Regions from separate parts of the Homo sapiens genome. Here region 2 is linked to region 1. The links are chromatin contacts, found by Hi-C or POLR2A ChIA-PET in ENCODE. All regions are on one chromosome and are shown on one strand. Each heading gives the region's core, a stretch centred on a gene start or an enhancer-like site at or near the end of the contact. The rest is flanking DNA. Distances are from core to core; before and after follow the strand shown.

What was found. A loop is a pair of places that touch in the nucleus more often than their neighbours do. ChIA-PET counts read pairs that join two places held with the same protein, here RNA polymerase II (POLR2A). Pooled maps may share reads with other maps.
Region 2: a pooled map shows a loop between it and region 1 (3-fold over the local background). The contact joins the enhancer-like site here to the promoter of RPS9 in region 1. A Hi-C loop is called at or near these places in 1 of 37 single-sample maps with no recorded cell type and 1 of 50 pooled maps. POLR2A ChIA-PET finds 5 or more read pairs at or near these places in 4 of 52 experiments (Caco-2, Panc1, activated CD4-positive, alpha-beta T cell and 1 more).

Annotation. Positions count from the first base shown.
Region 1 is chr19:54,198,590-54,203,840 of GRCh38, reverse strand. RPS9 (ribosomal protein S9) reads right to left here and starts at 2,983. Exons shown (of 5, transcript NM_001013.4): 1 at 2,953-2,983; 2 at 2,560-2,681; 3 at 2,232-2,354. The coding sequence starts at 2,656. RefSeq lists a silencer at 2,670-3,163 and an enhancer at 2,926-3,595.
Region 2 is chr19:54,956,469-54,961,719 of GRCh38, reverse strand. It overlaps a transcript of NLRP7 not described here. Among named protein-coding and RNA genes, the nearest start is that of NLRP2, 7.3 kb to the left of the region's middle. Within about 2 kb of position 2,684, at least 4 of the 41 ENCODE cell types and tissues checked have a DNase peak (open chromatin) inside an H3K27ac peak, as active enhancers do.

The DNA.
Region 1 (5,251 bases), core at 1,734-4,233:
TCATTTCTGATCTGAAAAATGGACATGACTCCTACATTTCTTCACAGTTGTGCTGGGGGGTGGGGGGGGAGTTCGTGTTGTTTTGTGTCTCGCTGTCACCCAGTGCAGTGCCGCGGATCTCGGCTCACTGCAGTCTCTGTCTCCCAGGTTCAATCAATTCTCCTGCCTCAGCCTCCCGAGTAGCTGGGATTATAGGCACACCACCATGCTCGGCTAATTTTTGTATTTTTCGTAGAGATGGAATTTCACCACGTTGGCCAGGCTGGTCTCTGACTTGAGGTCTCCTGACCTCAAGTGATCCGACCACCTCGGTCTCCCAAAGTGCTGGGATTACAGGCATGAGCCACCACGCCTGGCCTCTATCTGTTGATTATTAACTGCCAGCCAAATGTTGGCGGCTGTTCAGTCTTAACAGACGAGACTCAGAATCTCGCTAGTCACACATCTTAGTGGGAAAGGCAGGATCTGAATCAAGGCAGGATTACACCAAAGAGCAAACATCCAAGCTCCTCCTTCCTGTCCCTGACTAGGCTAGATGGCTTCATTTACTAGAAAGTGTACTCACCTGAACAACTGTGTACCCCTTGGGAATTTTCACTTCTGCCTTGGAAAACCACAAATAACCCTCAGACACCTGCACCGCTTTCTCACATGACTGTAAGTTTCATTGCAATTAGGATCTATGTCCAGAAAGTCCTCCCTAAAACCAGAACCAGCTATAGCCCACTCCCCACAGAACCCTGGGATGAATTCCCACCCAGCATCAGTATCTATGGGGGAGGGATCTCCAGCACTTTCATGAGATTATCAACGGGGTCTACAAATTGACGAAAAGAATGAAAGGGTCAGGTGCGGTGGCTTACACCTGTAACCCCAGCACTTTGGAAAGCTGAGGTGGATGGATCACTTGAGGTTAGGAGTTGGAAACCATCCTGGTCAACACTGCAAGATCCTGTGCCTATTTAAAGAAAAAGCTTCTAACATCTGCAAGCCTGGGACAAACTGTGATAATCTGTAGCTAAACATGCGCCAGGACTTTCTCAACGCCTAACATGGATGACCACTCTCATGCCTAACAGTCAGGGCTCAGGTGTAGAGACTGCTTTTCACCATAAATCATGACTACCCAAACTCAGGCAAAAGCAGCGTCTCAGGATATACAAATGCCAATCTTGGTCATGCCAATCTGCTGTAGAAAGCACTCCAATAACACCGCATCTCAGAGTAGATTTTAAAACAAGATGGTTAAGATGGTACATTTTCAATTTAATGTGTATTTCACCACAATTAGTAAAGTAAGCCTAAGTCTATGTGATCTGCATGCCCTCCTAAAGTCATCACCTGAAATGCTGTTCCCTGAGACATTTTACAGGTTCTCTCCTGTTCAGGCCTTTGCTAAATACCACCTAAATGTCCTTGACCAGCTTAAAAAAACAAGCACCAGCCTGGACAACATGGTGAAAACCCATCTCCACTAATAATAGAAAATTAGCCAGGCTTGGTGGCCCATGCCTGTGATTCCAGCTACTTAGGAGGCTAAGACAGGAGAATCGCTTGAACTCTGGAGGCGGAGTTTGCAGTGAGCCAAGATTGCGACAACTACACTCCAGCATGGGCAATGGAGCGAGACTCCGTCTCAAAAGTAAAATTAGCCAGGTGTGGTGGCGTGCGCCTGTCTGTAGTCCCAGCTACTTGGGAGGCTAAGATAGGAGAATTGTTTGAACCCAGGAGGCGGGGGTTGCAGTAAGCCGAAATGGCGCCACGGCACTCCAGCCTGGGCAACAGAGCAAGACTCCGTCTCAAAAGACTAAATAAAACGAGAAAACTTAATTAAAAAAACAATAAACCAAGCAAATGTGCAAACCCTGTTATCACCATCACTTAGCCCAGAAATTCCACTTCATAGTCTACTCTCATCCACTAGCAAACAGGCCACATAAACAGAATATAAAGATATAGACGGGTGCCCAGGTGTGCCAGGCCTATCTTTAGCTCTGGTCATTACTAAACTGAAGGTCCAATAACTGGGCAAAAAAGCCACACACCTAAGAAACAGGGCAAAGACTGATCCAGATACACTTTTCCTACTCCACAAGTGCCACTAAAAGTTAGAAGGCTGGTTCCATTTATCCAATGACACAACTCTCATCACTGGAACAGAGGCAACAGAAGGGAGAATGAACCTCACAAGCCCTGCACCCCATCCCTCTGCTGTGGACTCCCATACGCACCTTCGAACAGACGCCGTGGGTCCTTCTCATCAAGCGTCAGCAGTTCCCGGGCGGCCTTGCGGATCTTGGCCAGGGTAAATTTGACCCTCCAGACCTCACGTTTGTTCCGGAGCCCATACTCGCCTGGTGGGGAGAAGGGGGTGGACAAGTGTAGTCCCACGTACTGGCACAACAACTAGACTGGCAGCTTTGGAATCACAAAACCTTCCTAAACCACGAATAGTACCAAATTTAGGGGACGGACTAGATAGAGTACATGGGCACCTTCATCCACGTGCTAACCGCCTCCCGGAAGCCGAACCACTTCCCGGAAGCCTTGGCCACTCACCGATCAGCTTCAGCTCTTGGTCGAGACGAGATTTCTCGAAGGGTCTCCGCGGGGTCACATAAGTTTTGCGACAAACCCAGCTCCGGGCCACTGGCATGTTGGCTCCGCTTCCCCGTCTGCGCCTGCGCGGGAGAGAAGTGTGAGCGTAAGGGATCCAAACGGCGCCTGCGCAGTCCCACAACTACGCCAAAACCTCGCGGAGCCCAGATCCGATCTCGCGAGAATAACCTCCAACGCTCTCATAGTCAGTATCTGCCCCCACAACCGTGCTGCACTCCCGTTCAACCACCCTGCTCTGTTTCCTAACGTCTTTAGCTTACTCATGGAAACTCGGAAGGCCCGGGCCACCATCCAACCCAAACCCTAGAGAAAAAGCACACCACCGCACCTCACCTAAGCAAACCACCCGGTCACTGAGAAAGAGGCGCGGAAGCGCCACGGCTGCGCTCTTATAGTAACGCCGGCGTCTCGTGACGTTTTCACGCACCACGCACGTCAGAGCCAATCAGAAGAGGCGTTGGCTGGCTGAGAAGCAGTGGAGACGTGAGGCTGGGCTAGAGCGGCGTGCTAACCTGGGAGGACTAGGTTTTTTCCGGCCAGGGAGTGGAAACCTGAGAAGTAGGGAGAACCTTCCTTCTCCGCCCCTGGACGGTGGTTTTTCTTTTTCTTTCTGAGACAGGGTCTCGCTCCGTCGCCCAGGCTGGAGTGCAGTGGCGTGATTTCGGCTCACTGAGGCCCCGACCAACCTCTCGGGCTCGAGCGATCCTCCCACCTCCTCCCCAGTAGCTGGGATTACAGGCACACGCCACGACGCCCGGGTAGCATTTTTTTTTTTTAACAGTCGGCGTCTTGCCATGTTGCCCAGGCTGGTCTTGAACTCCCGGCCTCGAGAGAGCCTCCCGCCGTGGCCCCCCCAAAGTGCTGGGATTACAGGCGTGAGCCACCGCGCCCAGCCGAGATTATTTCTGTCACTAACAATAATGTGGCATTCTGGAACGCTATGTGCCACATACTGTTCTAAGAATTTTAAATGTATTTACTCAATCTTCAATACATACTTACAGAGCACTCTCAGAGAAGTTGCCCCCCCACCCATGGTACTATTATTATCAATAGCCACTTAAGGGGTATTAGTACTATTATCAGTAATTTATTTTATTTTTGAGACGGAGTTTTTCGCTCTCGTCACCCAGGCTGGAGTGCAGTGGTGCGATCTCGGCTCACTGCAACCTCCGCTTCCCGGGTTCAATCGATTCTCGTGCCTCAGCCTCCCGAGAAGCTGGGACTACAGGCGCCCACCACCATGCCCGGCTAATTTTTAAATTTTTAGTAGAGACGGGGTTTTGAACTCCTGGTCTCCAACGCCTGACCTCAAGTGATCCACCCGCCTCAGCCTCCCAAAGTGCTAAGATTACAGGTGTGAGCCACCGCGCCTGACCTAGAGTTCTCTTTTTATATATAGTCTGGTTATTGTCTGTCTGTACACCCATCTCTCCACTCCGAATGCGATGGTCTGTCTCCACAGCTCGTGTTCTTCAGTTGTCTTCCCTACGCTGCTGCCTCGGCAGTCACTATCTCCTCAGGAAGCAGTCCCACCCGCCCCTTTCTCTTCCACGGCATCCACACCATCCGGATGCCTGGATTCAAATGCCACGTCACCACTTGCCAGCTGCAGTGCCTTCGACAAGTTTCTCAATCACTCTGTGCCTCAGCGTCCTCCTCTGTAAAACGGCGAATGATGGTAGCGCCTACCTCATAAGCTTGTGAGGATTAAGTGAGAGTCTATCCAGTGTTGAGGAGAGTGGCATAAATAAAGCGCCTAGTGGTAGCTACCATCGTCATTATTGTCATCTGCATTGTACTTCCATATCTTACAAACTACCTTGTTCAGTTTTATGGGTTTTTTGTTTGTTTGTTTTGTTGTTTTGAGACGGGGTTTTGCCATATTGCCCAGGCTGGTCTTGAACTCCTGGGCTCAAGTGATCCACTCGCCTCAGCCTCCCCAAGTGCTGGGATTACAGGTGTAAGCCACCATGCCTGGCCAAATTTTATGCATTTTTGTATCTTGAACACGCGTATATTATTCATCTGGAAGGGGGAAACGTGGAAGGAAAAAACTTCCATAAGTTTTCACTCCCTTCAGGATGAAGTCCAAGCTCCACAAATTCCGGGTGCCTCGTGATTACAGAGATGGTTTTATAATGGTGGTTGAACCTGTAGGTTCTCAAGTCTTAAAAAAGATCTGCGTTTGAACCTCAGCAGTCACTGACGAGCTCTTGATCTTAGGCAAATTAGCCTCTTCAAGAGTGCTAAATGGGAGAAAGTAACAGGACTTTCCTCATAGGGTTTGATGATTTAGAGTAAAAAAAAAAAAAAAAGAAAAGAAAACCAGCACAGAGTCTTGTGTACTGAAGGTGCTTAATATCTTAACACAGCTGACTCTGTACAGTCTGGGGGCGAGGGGCACTGACCCCCAGCTCAGCCGAAAACCTCCATATAGGCTGGGCGCGGTGCCTCACGCCTGTAATCCCAGCACTATGTGGAAGGCCAAGGCCGGCGGATCAACTGAGGTCAGGAGTTCGAGACCAGCCTGGCCAACATGACAAAACCTGGTCTCTACTAAAAATACAAAAATTAGGCAGGCGTGGTGGCAGGTGCCTGTAATCCCAGCTACTTAGGAGGTTGAGGCAAG
Region 2 (5,251 bases), core at 1,435-3,934, 760 kb before region 1:
TTGCCTCAGCCTCCTACAGGCACCTGCCACCATGCCAGGCTAATTTTTAGTACAGATAGGTTTTCACCATGCTGGCCAGGCTCTTCTTGAACTCCTGATCTGAGATCCACCTGCCTCGGCTTCCCAAAGTGCTGGGATTACAGGTGTGAACCACCACGCCCAGCCACAGTACCTTTTTTAAAAAATTTGTATTTTCTTTTATTTATTTATTTATTTATTTAGAGATGAAGTCTCTCTGTTGTTGCCCAGGCTGGAGTGCAGTGGCATGATCTTGGCTCACTGCAACCTCTGCCTCCCGGGTTCAAGTGATTCTCCTGCCCTAGCTGGGATTATAGGCTCCCGCCACCATACCAAGCTAATTTTGTATTTTTAGTAGACACGGGGTTTCACCACCTTGGCCGGGCTGGTCTTGGACTCCTGACCTCGGGTGATCCACCTGCTTTGGCCTCCCAAAGTGCTGGAATTACAGGCGTGAGACACTGTGCCTGGCCCACTCCCCCTCTTTTTTAACTAGAGACTGGGTCTCACTTTGTACACCGGGCCGGTCTTGAACTCCTGGGCTCCATGGCCCTCCCGCCTTGGCCTCCCAAAGTACTGAGATTACAGGTGTGAGCCACTATGCCTGGCCCATTATTTTATATTTTAATATAAATATTTACATTTATAAATTTCCATCAGTGCAACAAACACATTTCAACAGCAATTTCACCACCACTCAGTTCTAGCATTTTTAAAAATGCCCTTTGTTATTTCTTCTTTGACCTTGGAATTATATAGAATATTTTTTTAAGACTCAAATGCATGGGATTAAGAAATTATCTTTTGTGCTGGGCATGGTGGCTCACGCCTGTAATCCCAGCACTTTGGGAGGCCGAGGCAAGCGGATCACGAGGTCAGGAGATCGAGACCATCCTGGCTAACACGGTGAAACCCCGTCTCTACTAAAAATTAAAAAAATTAGCTGGGCACGGTGGCGGGTGCCTGTAGTCCCAGCTACTTGGGAGGCTGAGGCAGGAGAATGGCGTGAATCCGGGAGGCGGAGCTTGCAGTGAGCCACCATCACACCACTGCACTCCAGCCTAGGTGACAGAGCAAGACTCCATCTCAAAAAATAAAAATAAAAATAAAAATAAAACTATCTTTTGTTACAATTCTTCTAACTTTTGTTCTATTGAGGAAATTGAGACTGAAATGTTAAGTAGCAACCCCAAGGTCACATAACTCATGGGTGGCTGGGGAGAAGGATGGATTTAAACAGACTTCTGGTTGAGCGCGGTGGCTTAAGGCTGTAATCCCAGCACTTTGGGAGGCTGAGATGGGTGGATCACTTGAGGTCAGGAGCTCGAGACTAGCCTGGCCAACATGGTGAAATCCCGTCTCTACTAAAAATACAAAAGTTAGCTGGGTGTGGCGGCAGGCACCTGTAATCCCAGCTACCCAGGAGGCTGAGGGAGGAGAATTGCTTGAACCCGGGAAGCAGAGGTTGCAGTGAGCTGAGATCTCGCCACTGCACTCCAGCCTGGGTGATAGAGGGAGACAACATCTCAAAAAACAAAACGAAAGAAACAAACAAACAAAAAAAACAAGAAACACCAGACTTCTGTTGGAATAAGTGAGTTTGGTTCGGGTAGATGGAACCTGCAAAGGGGTTTGGAGATCCAAAAGAGGAACTACGTGGTTAGAACAGAGTATCGGATGAACTGATAAGAAACCACAATTCAAAAACAATTCAACAAAATGCCCAGGTCTGTGAAAGCCTGTCTACACCAGGCCTTGGGTCTCTGTGTACATTGCCTGCTTCTGACAAGGCTCTGCAGCCGGGAGTCGGCTCCCAGGGTTGCATGGCTGGGAACAACAGAAGCTCAGGAGCGGACCTAAAACGGAGCAGTTGGGTAAAATGAAGCTGTCTCCATTTACTTTCTACAGACAGACATCCATGAGAGGATGAGGAGGTGTGCTTGCCTCCTGGTCAAGCACTAATTTTTTTTTCCAAGCACTAATTTTAATTTTTTTATTTTTTGTAGAAACAGGGTCTCAGAGTATTTGCTTTGGCAGCACATACACTAAAATTGGAAATGGGGGTCTTGCTATGTTGCCCAGGCTGGACTTGAGCTCCTGGGCTCAAGGGATCCTCCCACCTCAACCTCCTAAAGTGCTATCCACTCTGACCTTGTGATCCACCTGCCTCAGCCTCCCAAAGTGCTGGTGAGGGAAGAGAGAAACCGTCTCATATTGTTTTATATTGTTTTATACTCAGTACTTGTTTTAGAAAAAAAACAAGGAGGCCGGGCACGGTGGCTCACGCCTGTAATCCCAGCACTTTGGGAGGCCAAGGCGGGTGGATCACAAGGTCAGGAGTTTGAGACCAGCCTGGCCAACATGGTGAAACCCCGTCTCTATTAAAAATACAAAAATTAGCCGGGCATGGTGGCGTGCGCCTGTAATCCCAGCTACTCGGAAGGATGAGGCAGCAGAATTGCTTGAATCCAGGAGGCGGAGCTTGCAGTGAGCCGAGATTGTGCCACTGCACTCCAGCCTTAGCGACAGAGCAAGACTCTGTCTCAAAAAAAAAAAAAAAGAAAAAGAAAAAAACAAGGAAGTGAAACCAAAGGCAGGTAGCCCGGCGCCAGGCACCAGACCCAAAACCAGACCCGAAACCAGGCCTGGGCCTGCCTGGCGTAAACCTAGTAGATAAAAATCAACTCATGACTTAGAACCCGATGTTATCCATAGATTCCAGGCATTGTATAGAAGAACACTGTGAAACTCCCTGCCCTATTCTTTCTCTCTGACCAGCAGTGCACGAAACCCCTGTTATGTATCCCCTAGATTGCTCAATCATGACCCTTTCATGCGCAGTCTTTAGTGTTGTGAGCCCTTAAAAGGGACAGAAACTGTGCACTCGAGGAGCTTGGATTTTAAGACAGTAGCTTGCCGATGCTCCCAGCTGAATAAAGCCCTTCCTTCTACAACTCGGTGTCTGAGAGGTTTTTGTCTGTGGCTCGTCCTGCTACACTGGGATTACAGGCGTGAGCCACTGTGCCTGGCCACTAGTTATTATTATTATTATTATTTGAGACAGAGTCTCACTCTGTCCCTTGGGCTGGAGTGCAGTGGCCTGATCTTGACTCACTGCAACCTTTGCCTCCCGGGTTCAAGCGATTCTCCTGCCTCAGCCTCCAGAGTAGCTGGGATTACAGGCATGCACCACTATGCCCAGCTAGCTAACTTTTTGTATTTTTAGTAGAGACAGGGTTTCACCATGTTGGCCAGGCTGGTCTTGAACTCCTGACCTTGTGATTCGCCCACCTCGGCGTCCCAAAGTGCTGGGATTAGAGGCGTGAGCCACTGCACCCGGCAATACTAGTTATTGTTAATGCTATTATTGTTACTGACATGTTCATTTTTACCTAGCCACTTTATTTTCCCACCTCTTTCTCCCTACTTCTCCTAAGTGTCAATGTTAGATAAGTCTGAAATTCTCTTTCCCTGTCCCTCTCTGTCTCTCTCTCCTTCTTTGTCTTTCTTTCACCTGAGACCCATAATCCTGGAGATAGCAAGTGCCTCAGGGAGAAAATCCCAAACCAAGCGATTCTCCTGCCCTAGCCTTCCAAGTAGCTGGGATTACAGGCTCCTGCCACCATACCAAGCTAATTTTGTATTTTTAGTAAAGACACGGTCTCACCACCTTGGCCAGGCTAGTCTCGGACTCCTGACCTCAGGTGATCCACCCACCTGGGCCTCCCAAAGTGCTGGAATTACAGGCGTGAGACACCGTGCCCGGCCCCCTCCCCATCTTTTTTAAATAGAGACTGGGTCTCACTTTGTACACCGGGCCAGTCTTGAACTCTTGGGCTCCATGGCCCTCCAGTGTGGAGGAGAGAAAATGGATTCCCTCCACCCTCCTAGGTTCTTTGGATGGGCTATGAATTACATTGACACAAAACAGTTTGACAGAAGAAAAACCAGATTCAATTATGTATGCACAGGAGTCCCACAAAAATGTGAGACTGGAGGAAGGGCCAGATGATTGAAGCTCATCTAGCTGCCTGAGCTACAGAAAGGAGTATAAGAGTGTAGGGTGCAGTGGCTCACGCCTGTGATCCCAGCAGTTTGGGAGGCCAAGGTGGGTGGATCACCTGAGGTCAGGAGTTTGAGACCAGCCTGGCCAACATGGTGAAACCCCATCTCTGCTAAAAATACAAAAATTAGCTGGTGTGGTGGTGTGTGCCTGTAATCCCAGCTACTCCGGAGGCTGAGGCAGGAGAATCACTTGAACCCGGGAGGAGGAAACTGCAGTGAGCTAAGATCGCACCATTGTACTCCAGCCTGGGCTTCAAAGGGAGACTCCATCTCAAAAAAAAAAAAAAAAAGAAGAAGAAGAAGAAAGGAGTAGGGGTGTCCGTCCCAGTGGCTCACGGTCTGTAATCTCAACACTTTGGGAACCGAAATGGGTGGATCACCTGACGTCGGGAGTTTGAGACTAGCCTGGACAACAGGGTGAAACCCAGTCTCCACTAAAAATACAAAAATTAGCCAGGTGTGGTGGTGTGCCCTGTAATCCCAGCTACTTGGGAGGCTGAGACAGGAGGATTACTTGAACCCGGGAGGTGGAGGTTGCAGTGGGCCAAGATCACGCCACTGCACTGCAGCCTGGGAGATAGAGGGAGACCCTGTCTCAAAATAAAATAAATAAATAAATAAATAAATACATACATACATAAATGAAAAGGCGTAGAGACTTGGAGCTTCTGGGGGTGGTGGAGGCAAATTAAGGTATGATAAAAGGGGGAAAAGTTGCTGGGTTCACGCCTGTAATTCCAGCACTTTGGGAGGCCAAGGCAGGTGGATCACCAGAGGACAGGAGTTCGAGACAAGCCTGGCCAACATGGTGAAACCCCGTTTCTACTAAAAATGCAAAAAATTAGAAGGCGTGGTGTTGGGTGTCAGTGATCCACCTGCCTCGGCCTCCCAAAGTGCTGATATTATAGGCGTGAGCCACTGCGCCCGGCCTTTTTTTTTTTTTGAGGGAGAGTCTTGCTCTGTCTCCCAGGCTGGAGTGCAAAGGCACAATCTCAGCTCACTGCAACCTCCGCCTCCCGGGTTCAAGTGATTCTCCTGCCTCAGCCTCCCGAGTAGCTGGTATTACAGGCACCTGCCACCGCGCCCAGCTAATTTTTGTATTTTTTTTTAGTAGAGATGGGGTTTTGCCATGTTCACCAGGGTGGTCTCAAAGTCCTGACCTCAAGTG